Regions from separate parts of the Homo sapiens genome. Here regions 2 and 3 are each linked to region 1. A link is a contact called in ENCODE Hi-C or POLR2A ChIA-PET data. All regions are on one chromosome and are shown on one strand. The core of a region is the stretch at or near the end of the contact, and the rest is flanking DNA. Distances in the headings are between cores, read along the strand shown.

Region 1 (3,873 bases), core at 744-3,243:
TACCCTCTCTGGGCTTCAGTTCTTAATCAGATTAAAAAAGATTTAAAAATTTTTTTCATTTTAAAATGAAAGGATTAGACTCCCAATTATTTTAAGAACCAGTTTAATTATAAAATTATGTAATTCTATTTTTAAAACAATGAAATGGCAGCCATAAACTTTAGGATTTTTCAGATATTGTGGTTCGATTTAGAATTTTTCCATTTTACAATGGGTTTATCTGGATGTAACCCCATGGTAAGTTGAGCAGCTTCTTATGACTTATGATGGGGTTATGGTTTCTACTGAATGCACATACATTTCATACCATCCTAAAGTTGAAAATATTGGAAGTCGAGGACCATCTGCTGTGTTGCTAGCATTAAATGCAATTTTGGCTTACAATATTTTTAACCTACATTGTGTTTATTGGGAAGTAACCCCATCGTAAGTGGAGAAGCATTTTGTATTTTATTCTGTGTAATAGGATTTACTAGTTTCATGTGTAGTCAGAACACTCACTTTCAGGTTTTGGCATTTACTCTTTTCTGTTTCTCAATTTGTGTGAAAGTGGATGGACAGATGGTTTATTAGGCTTTCAAATGCTTACAATGCTGTTGTTCAATTCAACAATGGTTTTAAACTTTGAATGTCCACACAGAGCTGGATTTTGTTTGGAACGGAAGATAGTTTCGACGCTTCAATTTAAGGATAAGAATGTTTACTCACATAACTTAAAGCAACTTGTGGATATAAGTACAAAGACCTAATCGATTTCCTTTATTTTGGTATGTTTCCTAATTCATTTCCACATCACAGCCTAACTCTTCCGAGTTGCAGTTTTAAAAATGAAGTTACTTAATAAACCAGACATCCAGTTATATTTGCATGTTTTGCCTTCACCAGAGTCATTTAACCTACAACCTCCTTCCAGATACAAAAACCTTTACTTTAGAAAGGATCCTTTACTTCATAAAGGAATTTAACGAAGGGACACATTCCTCACTTTACAGTCAAGAACACCTGGGACTTCCTGGTACTCTTTCTACTATGTATTCTATAAATAAAAGAGCTAAAGTGAAATTAGGTCGCAGCGAAAAAACATCCAACATTTGTGAATTTTAAGCCCCAACAGAAAATCCCATTCCTTGAAATTCAAGTGGCAATGAGAATATTATTGCATAAGGAAAATATAGATGGAACTATGCAAGTCAAATGATGGTCTCCACTGCTGTCGCTTTGCTTTGTGATTTTTAATTACTCAATGTGACTCTCCTCGTGTAAATGGGACCGCGAATATGCAATTATTGAATACTCAAACTGCATCAGAAGTGTGTGGAGTAGTCAGAACCGAAAGGACGGGAAAAATGGAGATAAAGGAAAGCATGAGCCTTGCCAGGAGGGAATCGAGGAGGTCCAGAAGGAGGGATATTAAGAGGCATTGGCAAAGCAGCTGTGGAGGAGCTCCGGGCTGCAGAGCAGGTAGAGGTGTCGGCAAGGGAGCCAGGAACCCGCACAGGGGCCCTGAGGCTCTAGTAGGCCGGGGAGTGGACCAGGAAAGGAGATGCAACGGGCCGGCTGGAAAACTGCACGGGGAATCCGAGGTCGACCTAATGAACAGCACAGACCTTCCAGAAGGAAAGAGAAGGTGACTATGCGAGCTTAGAACAGGACTAGGAGGTTGGGGAAAGAGTACGAAAAAGCTGAAAGGGCGGACAGGGTGCTGACGAGATGGGAAAGGGCGCACAGGGAGGTGGGGAGCAGTGCGAGGCCGGGGGACAGTGGGCAGGTGCGAGGAGCCGAGCCCGCGGGCTGGGGCGGAGCGATTCGCGCGGGCGGGAGCGCCGCTGACTCAGGGACCTCGCGCCAGCGGAGTCCGGGCGGCGCAGAGAGGCGGAGCCTCGATTGCGCGGGCGGGCCGAGGGGCGGGACCAGCGCCTGACGCGCCCGGAGGCCGAGGCGGCCGCGGGCCGGGAGGGGCGGCGGCATCCGCGGCGGCCGCGGGGGAGGGGCACGGCGTCAGCGCGTCGCCGGCTGGGCCGCGCCGGTGGCCAGGAGGGAGAGACAAGGAGGAGGAGGAGGAGGAGGTGAGTAGGCTCCGGGCTGGGGAGCCGCGCGGGCCAGCGGGGAGGCGGGGAGCGCGGCCCCTCCCCTCCCCTCCCCGGCGCCCGCCTCGCGGGGCCGCGCTGCGCGGAGATCCCAGAGGGGCAGCAGCGGCGGCTGCGGCGCGGGGAGCCGGGGGCGGGGGGTGTGGGGGAGGCGGAGCTGAGAGCCGCGCGCTTCCCGGGCGCACGCGCTGCGCTCCCTGCGCCGCCGTCCGCACCGCGCTCGGAATGGGGCGTCACGCCGTGGCATTTTGTGCCTTCTGCAAACTGGTCGTGTTCGAATTGCGTTTTTTTGGTGCCTACATGTCGTGCGTGCTGGTTTTCTGCGGCCCGGCGCTCCGCTTCTTCCTCGCGCAGGCTGAGAGGACGGGTGGGGGCACGTCGCCCTCGCGCGGGAGAAGGGAGGCCGGGCGTCCGGGTTGGCCTGAGTTGGCTGGGGTGCTTCGCCGACCACCAGGCTGCCCGGCGCTTGGCCCCTTGCAGTGCGAGCCCCAGGCCTTCCTGACGGAAAGCTTCGCTTCTGGCTCCTAGTCGCCCTCAGTTACCAGACCTCCCCAGCGCCCCACTCCTCTCTGCCAGCCGAGTGTGAAGACCCTCACTGTGCCCCCCACCCCGGAATCCCTCGTCTGAGGATTAAGCACATAACTTCCCATTTTCATCGGGATCCAGACAATCCCATTCTGTCCAGGTGGAAAGATTCTCTGAATTTAAGTCTTGGGAATGCAGCAGCGAAATTTAACCTTTAGTCCCGAAGTAGTTTTTTTGCCTTCTCTCGCACATACAACTTTTAGAGTCTTCTGACAACTGTGCTGCTTTAGGTTATCTTGAGATTCTTAAGTTAATGCCTTGAGGCCGTGTGATGGGAGTTTCAAAGAGAAGGCTTTTACAGCTTTTCTTCCACCTGTATCGCAGTTTGAAATGGAAAACGTGAGTTGATGATGATTTTCCATACGAGATGGATTTCAGTTTGCAGCCCCGGCTGCCGTGGCTCACTTGGTTATTTGGTGCCTACCCCTGAAGTTGATTTTAAAGCTTAAAATAGTGGTTAGGTAAAGGAGCTGCTGAAAAAGAAGTTCAGTACAATTCAATAGAGCCATTCTATTGGCTTCTATTAACGTGTTTAACCTTAAGCTTTAACCATGACAGGAGTTTCATGTAGGAACCCACATACCAAGTGAAATATTGAATTTTAATTAGTGCGTTCCAGGTCTGACTTGGATTAGATTCTTCTCGGCTCCCACTCCCTTTTGGTATACATTTTCCTTAGGGTCCTGTACTGTATTTAATGAAACAGTTTTAGTATTGAGGATTAGAGGAGTACCTCTTGAATCACGAAACTTTCTTTGACATGCTTGAAAACAATGAATAGGTAAAATCTGAAGCATGATACTTGCAATAAGGTAGGAAATAGTAAATTTTTTAACATCACCAGTTTGCAAAGGTTAAGATGGCTTCTTTAGTCTTGATTTGAAAATTGTGTTGGCATTTTAATCTTATGCATCACAGAAATACAGAATTTTCGATGTTTAAGGAACATTAACAGTATAATCCAATCCCATTATTTTATAGAGAAATTAAGAATCGAAGACAGTTTCTTGATGAGATTTAGCAGGAGCTGAATAGAACTAGTAGTCTTCATTAACTAAACACTTAACTAGGTAATTCAGACCTCTTGTACTAAAGTTTGTTTGATTATGGTACTAAAGTTTGTTTGATTATGGTATCTTAAAAAGCCAAGTAATTAAATGAAATTTTTTTCCTTAATTTATGATTTGGACCCATTAGATTA
Region 2 (3,873 bases), core at 976-3,475, 6.9 Mb before region 1:
AACTGGGTCATGAGCTTGAGCTCATGGGTAGACAGTGCTGCCAATTCTTGAGAGGGAATTAAGAAGGGGAGAAGAAGGGTTCTCCTTGTTAAATTCAGATGCTTGTTTGACATTCAAGTAGGCACTTAGATATATAAAATCTGGAGATAAAATATAAATTGGGGAATTACATACAGATGTACCTCATTCTGTTTTTTTTTTTTTTTCTTGAGACAGAGTCTTGCTCTGGAGTTCTACTTGTTAAATTTCAGATGCTTGTTTGACATTCAAGTGGGCACTTAGATATATAAATCTGGAGATAAAATATAAATTGGGGAATTACATACAGATCTACCTCATGCTGTTTTTTTTTTTTTTCCTTCTTGAGATAGAGTCTTGTTCTCTCGCCCAGGCTGGAGTGCAGTGGTGTGATCTTGGCTCACTCTGCCTCCCGGGTTCAAGCGATTCTCTAGCCTCAGCCTCCCGAGTAGCTGAGATTACAGGTGTGTGCCACCACGCCCGGCTAATTTTTGTATTTTTAGTACAGACGGGTTTCACCATGTTGCTCAAGCTGGTCTTGAATTCCTGAGCTCAAAATGATCCGCCCACCTTGGCCTCCCAAAGTTCTGGGAATACAGGCGGGAGCCACTTCCCCCTACCTCATTCTGTTTTAAAATCTTCATAGCCTTGTGCCTTACTGATATATCATCAGCCGTATAACAAATAGCTCCATCCAATGATAAACTAGGTGGATCCCAGTTTATAAAAAAATTATTACTACCTGTATTTCAAGCAATGTACAACTAAAATTTCTATACAATATCTTAGTGCCATTTGCGCACTATAACTTCAAGTTCAGTTCTAAAAGTAGAATTGCTGAGACTAAGAATATGTGCATTTTACATTTTTTTGCACTTTACATTTTGATAAAAATCTTTAGAAGTATTTGCATCCATCTATGCTTGCAGCAACTCTGATGCTTACATTCAGGCTAACACTTTCTGGTTTTGCAGATCTAGTTGTGAAAAATGGTATCTTATTATTTCAATTTACATTTCTTAGGAGTGGGATTGGGTTTCTTCATATCTGCTAGCCATCTACCTTTGTTCTTCATGCATTCATTGATTTGATTTTGAAGTTTGTCCAGAGATTCCCTGTGTCCCCACAGGCGCCATTCGGGGTTCCTGTGCTAAGGCATGGACAAGGTGGTGAGCTCTCTGCTGGCAGGGACCTGGCGCTCTCATCCTGTGTCCTTAGCACCCGGCAGAGGTCCAAGAGGGCTCCTGGTCTGGGCTGGGAAGGTGACCAACACGGCGTTGGGGGTTGAGGTGGGGGTTGGGGAACTGGGGTAGGTTGTGCAGAGGAAAAGGCCCAGGTGAGCGGTGGGGGAAGGGGAAGAAGTCTGGACAGATAATAAGGGCGTAGGAAAGACATCCAGATTTCACTGAGTGCAGGGCTTTTTAAAACTGATGTTAGAAAAACTTGATTTGCTGTTGTAAAAAACCATCTGTGTGAAGTAGAAATTGATATCAATAACATGATAGAGAATACGTTCTAAAAAGTAAAGGTAGCTGGATGTAAAATTCTGGCAGAAGTTTAATATCCTAGATGGTTAGTTTGAGGCCAGCAACTAATGAGGATAAAAGCCTTCTCCATGGAAAATTTTGGACAGTTATCTGGAGAAATATTACAGTGCGCATCAACCAAATTGAAATGTTTTCAAAAGTGTTGTAAAGTTTCATGTAGTAAAAAGGTTTTAGCCACATGCCCTTCAATTTCATGGCATCGAATATATAAACACAGAAGAGAGCATGCATGCAAGATATTTAACTCCCTTACATGATAATGCATGCGATTCAAAACTATCATGACATCTAGGGCTCTCTGCAACTACGAGATGATTGATGTTAGGAAAAGCGTAGCCCCCCAGTATCAACACAGGAAGCGGCCACCACCTACTATGTGTTTTCCCTTTTTGCGTTTTTTCTTTTTTTAAATCAACTCTGCCGTTGTTGCTGCTGCTTAGCAAAACGGGTAAAAACAAAATTGCAATCACTGATGCATCACCCAGAGAATTCCCAAATTTCCTGTCGAGGAATCCTCTCGGCCTCTCTCCAGAGTGCTTCCACAAGTTGCAAAACTACGGAGGGCGTCTGGGCAGGCGCTGGCAACAGCACTCCTGAGTCCGAGCTCCCACTCAGAGGCCACGAGGTCGCAGAACAGCCGGATCGGGTGGAAGGACCGCCCTTTTCTTCGTAGCCTCCAAGGGAGCTGGAACAAAAAACGAAACCAAAACCTGCCTGCTCGCTCCTCTCCCCATCGCCTGCGTTCCGCTGGTTGTGGGCTTTCTGCGGCCGCTGAGGGCGCGTCTCCCCTCCGCCATGGCAAGTTGCTTTTGCTTTGGGTTTTGCGGTGCAGGTCCGTGCCTGTACCGTCGCCATGGTCCCCTAGAAGGGCGCGGAACCGGGCGCGACGGGCCAGGGTGCAGGGCTGCGCGGGAGGGGGCGGCGCACGGAGGGGCCCCAGGGACCCCGGGGGCCCCGGAGAGCCGTCCACCCCGGCGGGCAAACTCAGGTCAGCCTCGCTGCACCCTTCCCAGGTGGCGGCATTGCGCGCTCCTGAAATTCACGTACGGCGGTGCAGTATAGGCCCGCTCCAGAGGCTCAGGACTAGGCTGTCACCTCCCACACCCACTGCCCAGGCGACGGGGACGCCGCCGTTCGTCGAGGAGCTGCTTCGCAGGCTGTTAGGGCTTAACTGTTGTCCTCCCACGCCTCGGGGGGAACAAAAGTGGCCTGATTAGCCAGAAATGGAGGTCACAGCTGCCTTTTGAAAAGGGCTAATAAGAACGATTCGAGCCAAGGACGCAAGTCAGGAAGACATCCTCATGTCTTATGTCTGCCTTGGTGCGAATTCTTGTCTTAGCAAATTCAAAATTTATCCTTCTGTGTTTTGTTTTGTTTCCATCAATCGCTTAAAAGCCTTGGCAAGGCCTTTAATTCCTGCTCTGAAATGCTAGAGTCCCGGAAATGCAAAAGCAAGTACGTTTTTGTTGACCTGGTGGCGGTAGAGGCGTCGTCATTGAAAATAAACAACTGATTTTGAGAAAATCAATATAAACAAATGCAGTCAATGAATCTTCTGTTTCTTCCCAATGCCTTACTTACAAAAGTAAAGTTTTGCTATATACTTTTTGCTTTCTGATAAGATGGCCAAGTCTGTTATAACACAATACTGATGCAAGGAAATGCGCCATCACGTTAGTATGTCTTGGCTAAAAGCTGCTCGTTTCAAAGTCCTTGAAAGGACTGTCTTTCTCTAGGCATTTCTTTATCTTAATCGTGGGTAGAAGAGATGAACAACCCTCATTATTCATAATTGACCTCAGTAAAATTATCTATGTTAGCCATACTTTCTCCAACCTATGAAAGGGAGTTAAGGACAAATATTGGCAAGTCATTGAAGTACTAATTCATTAGATGATTCATAGAAACTAGTTCTTACCAAACAAAATTTACATCTTTATGTTTTTTTCTTCTAAAAATACTGGTTCAGGGAGAAGTTTCTTTGATTTTAAAGATAAATTACCAGTAGACATTCGAATAAAGAAATATGGTATTAGTACTAATGAGGGCATAGAGCTGAAGTAAGATTTCCTGAGTTTAAATTGATTGCATGTTTTTCTTTGATATTGTTGGGGTGCAGAAAATGATCTCCCTGCCCGGCACGGTGGCTCACGCCTGTAATCCCAGCACTTTGGGAGGCGAAGGAGGGCGGATCACTTGAGGTCAGGAGTCTCTACTAAAAATACAAAAATTAGCTGGGCGTGATGGCATCCACCTGTAGTCTCAGCTACTGGGGAGGCTGAGGTGGGAGGATCACTTGAGCCCAGGA
Region 3 (3,873 bases), core at 761-3,260, 5.3 Mb before region 1:
ATGATCCATATGGTGCTGGAATTGAACTGAAGATAACAGCTCTAGTATTTGAACCTAGAACGCCTGTGTAGCTGTCAAAGATACAGATGGATACATATATAAATACTTACAGATATGCGTATTTAGTCAGGTTAGCATATCCACAAATATTTCCTTGCTCTGTCAGCTGAGAGTGTCTAGAAGCAACAACATCCCAAATGTCCAAATCTTGATTTCTAATATCATTTTCCATTAAAAGTACCCTTGGCTTTTTGGGGAAGCAGCTGATTCTAGGATTGGGGCAGGGAATATACAAGATGAGCCTGGAGCAACTTATAGAAATTAAGAAAATGCTCAAGAAAAAAAATCAATAAACATAAAACGAGGAGGGTTTGTCAAAAAGACACAAATGCCAACTAAAGGAAATCTCAATAGCCAAAGCTGGAACCAATATGAACAACAAAATAAAGTAGTATTGGATTATAACCCAAAATGTAAAATAAATATCCATGAGTCCATACTGACATAAATGATTGAATACATAAATAAATGCAGTACAGACAAATCTCCCATGCAGAAGAATTCCAAATAATTCATGAAGATATTCTGTCCTCATAAAGGTGGAGTATAACAATTTCCCATTCCTATAGTTTGGGCTGCACAGAGAGATGTCCTTCCAAATAGTATAGTATGGAGAGGAAAAGAAAAACAGTAACTTCACAGTGGAGAAACCTGACAAACCCTACATAGGGAGGTGGAAGGGCTTACTAGATGAAACAAAGGGGATCTTTGTAGAACTATAAAACTTTTCTGTATGACACTGTAATAATGGTGATAAAGGTTAGCATCAACAGTAATAAGTCATGTTGATAGTATATACCCTTGATGTGATGTGATGAGAAGATCACTTTACCTTACCTCTTAACTCAAGAAAAACCCATAACCTCAGTTAATGCATGAGAAAAATACAGGCAAAACCCAATTGAAGGACATTTGACCAAATGACCAATAAGTCGCTTCAAAACTATTAAGGTTATCAAAAACAAGGAAAGTTTGAGAAACGGTCACGGTCCAGAGGAGCCTGGAAGACATGGTGATGTACTCCGGACAGGATCCTGGAATGGAAAAGAATACCAGGTCGAAAACTAAGGACATCTGGAATAAAATATGGGCTTATGGGCTTTAATCAATTTTTAAAAAAGTATTAGATACATGAAAATGATACACGATTTACAAATCAATCGCCTAATATTTATCGAGCATATTGAGAGCCTGGCACTGTGGTAGGGCTGGGGACACAGAAAGAGGTAAGTGCCCTATGCTCAAAAACAGCGATTCATGAAAAATAAACAACTATGACAAAAAGAACAGAAGACTGTATCTCCTGGAGGCAGTAAGGAAGGCTTAAGTTGGGAGGACTATCAAACGCATCAAGGAGTTACTGAAGATTAACTGACCCGCCTAACGCAGGTCGGAAGCCCTCCTATCCATCCACCCAAATCACCCCTGCCCCACCTTTTCTCCTCCCTTGCGTTTACCCAATGGCAGGTCGGCTCCACGTAGGCCTACTTTGCGCGTGCGCATCATCGTTTCGACGCGCTCGGAAGCAACTTCCTTTGCCTGCTCACCGCCAGCGTAGGTGCTACCACCGCTGCCGTCGCCGCCGCCATTTTGATGGCAGGAAGAGTCCGGTTCTGGGACAGCTGGAGACAGTGGTGGTGACTGGTACGGATGGTTTCCGCCCATGTTAGCCCCTCCAAATTTGCCCGTGTTAGGGTTACAGCCCTCGGTATTGCCCGTATTTTCACTGGGTCCCTGTCGTTGTCCCCAGCCATCCTGTCCGTCTGTCTTTAGTCTCTTTTCTGCTTCCTCATCTTTCCGATCAGCCTGAAGCTTTGCTTGGAGCTGTTGTTACGCAGCCCCAACTTCTGTTAAAGCAGCCGCTTCGATCCTCTGGACTGAATTTTGGCCACCCAGCCCCCATTCCCCTCCCGGATCTGGTCCGAGTTGTTTTTCCGCGGCTGTAAACCGGAAGGGCTCTGAGCTGCACTGCCGGCTCCGGGCTGGGGGATCTGTGCCTGGCATGGGGGCGAGTTCTGGCCTCCTTAGGGTACGGGGAGAGCTTGGACTTTGGTCCTGACGTGGTGGACGACACACCTTCGAAGAGTGGACGTTACCTCAGTTGTCTGTTGTTAGAGTTTAATCGATCACTCGTCTGTTTTGTTGTGTTCTTTCCCAGAAATAACTTTACCAAAGGAAAGCTATTTTGCGAACTATCTTCTCCAGCGGAGATGGCCAATGTGAGTAAATTATCTCTTAAGAATCAGCATAGTAAACTCGTTTGGGAATGTTAGGAATGAAAGAACGGGTTTAATTATGATGGCATTGGGTGGTATAGTGTTAGATATAATGTATCAAAAATGTCAAGGGAAGCAAGTGGTGTGAAATTATGTTATGCTTTGAAGATGGTAGCATTCTTTGCACTGCAAATACACTTATTTATACAATTTCATTTGTACAGATGTGGAAATTCAAGCACCCTTTCGGTATTTTTTAAATACAGCGTTTCAGTAAATATTAGAATCTATGTTTAGGCCCTTTTTTAGCTTTTGGGTTAGCTAAACTGAAGGGTTTTTTTAATCTTTTTTTCTTTTTTTTAAAACAGTTTCCATATTGGAAGTGACCTTCTAAATCCTACAAAATAAGAATAGGAGATACTCTCACACACCAGAGATATTTATTGACTGTAACTTTGCAGTGATTAGACACATCCTATCTATAGAATTCATATGTAGCGGTCATAAGACATATATAAAAACAGCTACAATTAAAGTATAAAGTAATAATTTTTTTTAGAACCTACACGAAGGTGCAATGCAGATTCAAGTCTTTGTGGAGAGGAGTTTGGGATCACTTCATGAGGGAAACATTTAACTTGAGGTTTGAAAGATAGGTGGGATTTGTATAGTCTAAAATATGAGCGGGAAGGACAGGAAGGTATATTCAAAGAACTCCCCAACCCGCCTACCCCTTTGAAAAACTGAAAAGTGACTGCTGCCTGCCAACCTGAATGTAAGCTGCATGAAAGAGATAAGTGGGAGATAAGGTTGAATTGTGAGGTTGGTACCAAGTAAATGAGAGCCTTGAATGCCGAACTCAGTAATTTAGACTTCATTCTTTAAATTGTGATTATTCACTTAGAGCTGTGTGCTAGGAAGATTTATATGGCAGCATTTAGCCAGGATGCTATTTCTGTAATTGAACATGGTATATTAAGTCTAAAGTGTGACTATAGAGACAAGTCATAAGAATAGATTACTAGTCTTGGCCAAGTTCTATGGTGAATTTTTGCCTGCCCATAACCTGCACAGAAAGAGAATGCTGTAAAAGAAGTATGTGGTACTTTCAAAGGAGAGAAATTAATTGAAGTAGAATAGAATGCTATTATTTGACCTGGTTTTATTTTGGTTTAAATGAATAAATTATAATAGTTCAGTAGGGAAGATCCTTTTATAAGTCTTTTGTTAGAAAGAAGTTCATATTAAAATAAATTTAAGTTTCAGTATCCAAATGTACGATAACAATTTTTGTGTTAATTTATATGGATTGTAAATTGTGGATGGATGTTACTAATGAAATATGCAGATAGTGTTTCATAACAAGGGGCAAGAATGTTCATGTTTCAGAGTCTAGACAGGTACATTAAGAAGCCTTCATGGGGACTGTGACAAAGCCTTTCTGAACAAAGGGGAGCAACCTTTCCTTAGCTACAGTGATTTGTTGCTAACTAATGCCATTTGGTTATGTGAATCCAATACTGCCAGATCTTCTGAGTTTTCAAGAAGAGCCAAATTTCTGGACCTTTTGTGTAAATATTGCGATTTCTCAATGTTT

What was found. Hi-C counts contacts between places; a loop is a spot of excess contacts on that map. ChIA-PET counts read pairs that join two places held with the same protein, here RNA polymerase II (POLR2A). Pooled maps may share reads with other maps.
Region 2: a map of CD4-positive, alpha-beta memory T cell shows a loop between it and region 1 (19-fold over the local background). The contact joins the promoter of RBM43 here to the promoter of QTMAN in region 1. A Hi-C loop is called at or near these places in 1 of 168 maps with a recorded cell type or tissue (CD4-positive, alpha-beta memory T cell) and 4 of 50 pooled maps. POLR2A ChIA-PET finds 5 or more read pairs at or near these places in 1 of 52 experiments (naive thymus-derived CD8-positive, alpha-beta T cell).
Region 3: a loop to region 1 is called in a map of naive thymus-derived CD4-positive, alpha-beta T cell, with 9 times the contacts of the local background. The contact joins the promoter of MMADHC-DT here to the promoter of QTMAN in region 1. A Hi-C loop is called at or near these places in 1 of 168 maps with a recorded cell type or tissue (naive thymus-derived CD4-positive, alpha-beta T cell), 1 of 37 single-sample maps with no recorded cell type and 9 of 50 pooled maps.

Annotation. Positions count from the first base shown.
Region 1 is chr2:144,330,632-144,334,504 of GRCh38, reverse strand. It overlaps QTMAN (queuosine-tRNA mannosyltransferase), which reads left to right and starts at 1,993. Exons shown (of 12, transcript NM_001376312.2): 1 at 1,993-2,066. RefSeq lists an enhancer at 1,360-1,937 and a silencer at 1,719-2,318.
Region 2 is chr2:151,260,215-151,264,087 of GRCh38, reverse strand. RBM43 (RNA binding motif protein 43) reads left to right here and starts at 2,225. Exons shown (of 4, transcript NM_198557.3): 1 at 2,225-2,363. The coding sequence starts at 2,361. RefSeq lists an enhancer at 2,142-2,371 and a silencer at 2,412-2,681.
Region 3 is chr2:149,585,495-149,589,367 of GRCh38, reverse strand. MMADHC-DT (MMADHC divergent transcript) reads right to left here and starts at 2,010. Exons shown (of 3, transcript NR_110240.1): 1 at 1,518-2,010. It overlaps MMADHC (metabolism of cobalamin associated D), which reads left to right and starts at 1,593. Exons shown (of 8, transcript NM_015702.3): 1 at 1,593-1,704; 2 at 2,219-2,279. The coding sequence starts at 2,271. RefSeq lists enhancers at 1,547-1,866, 1,183-2,382.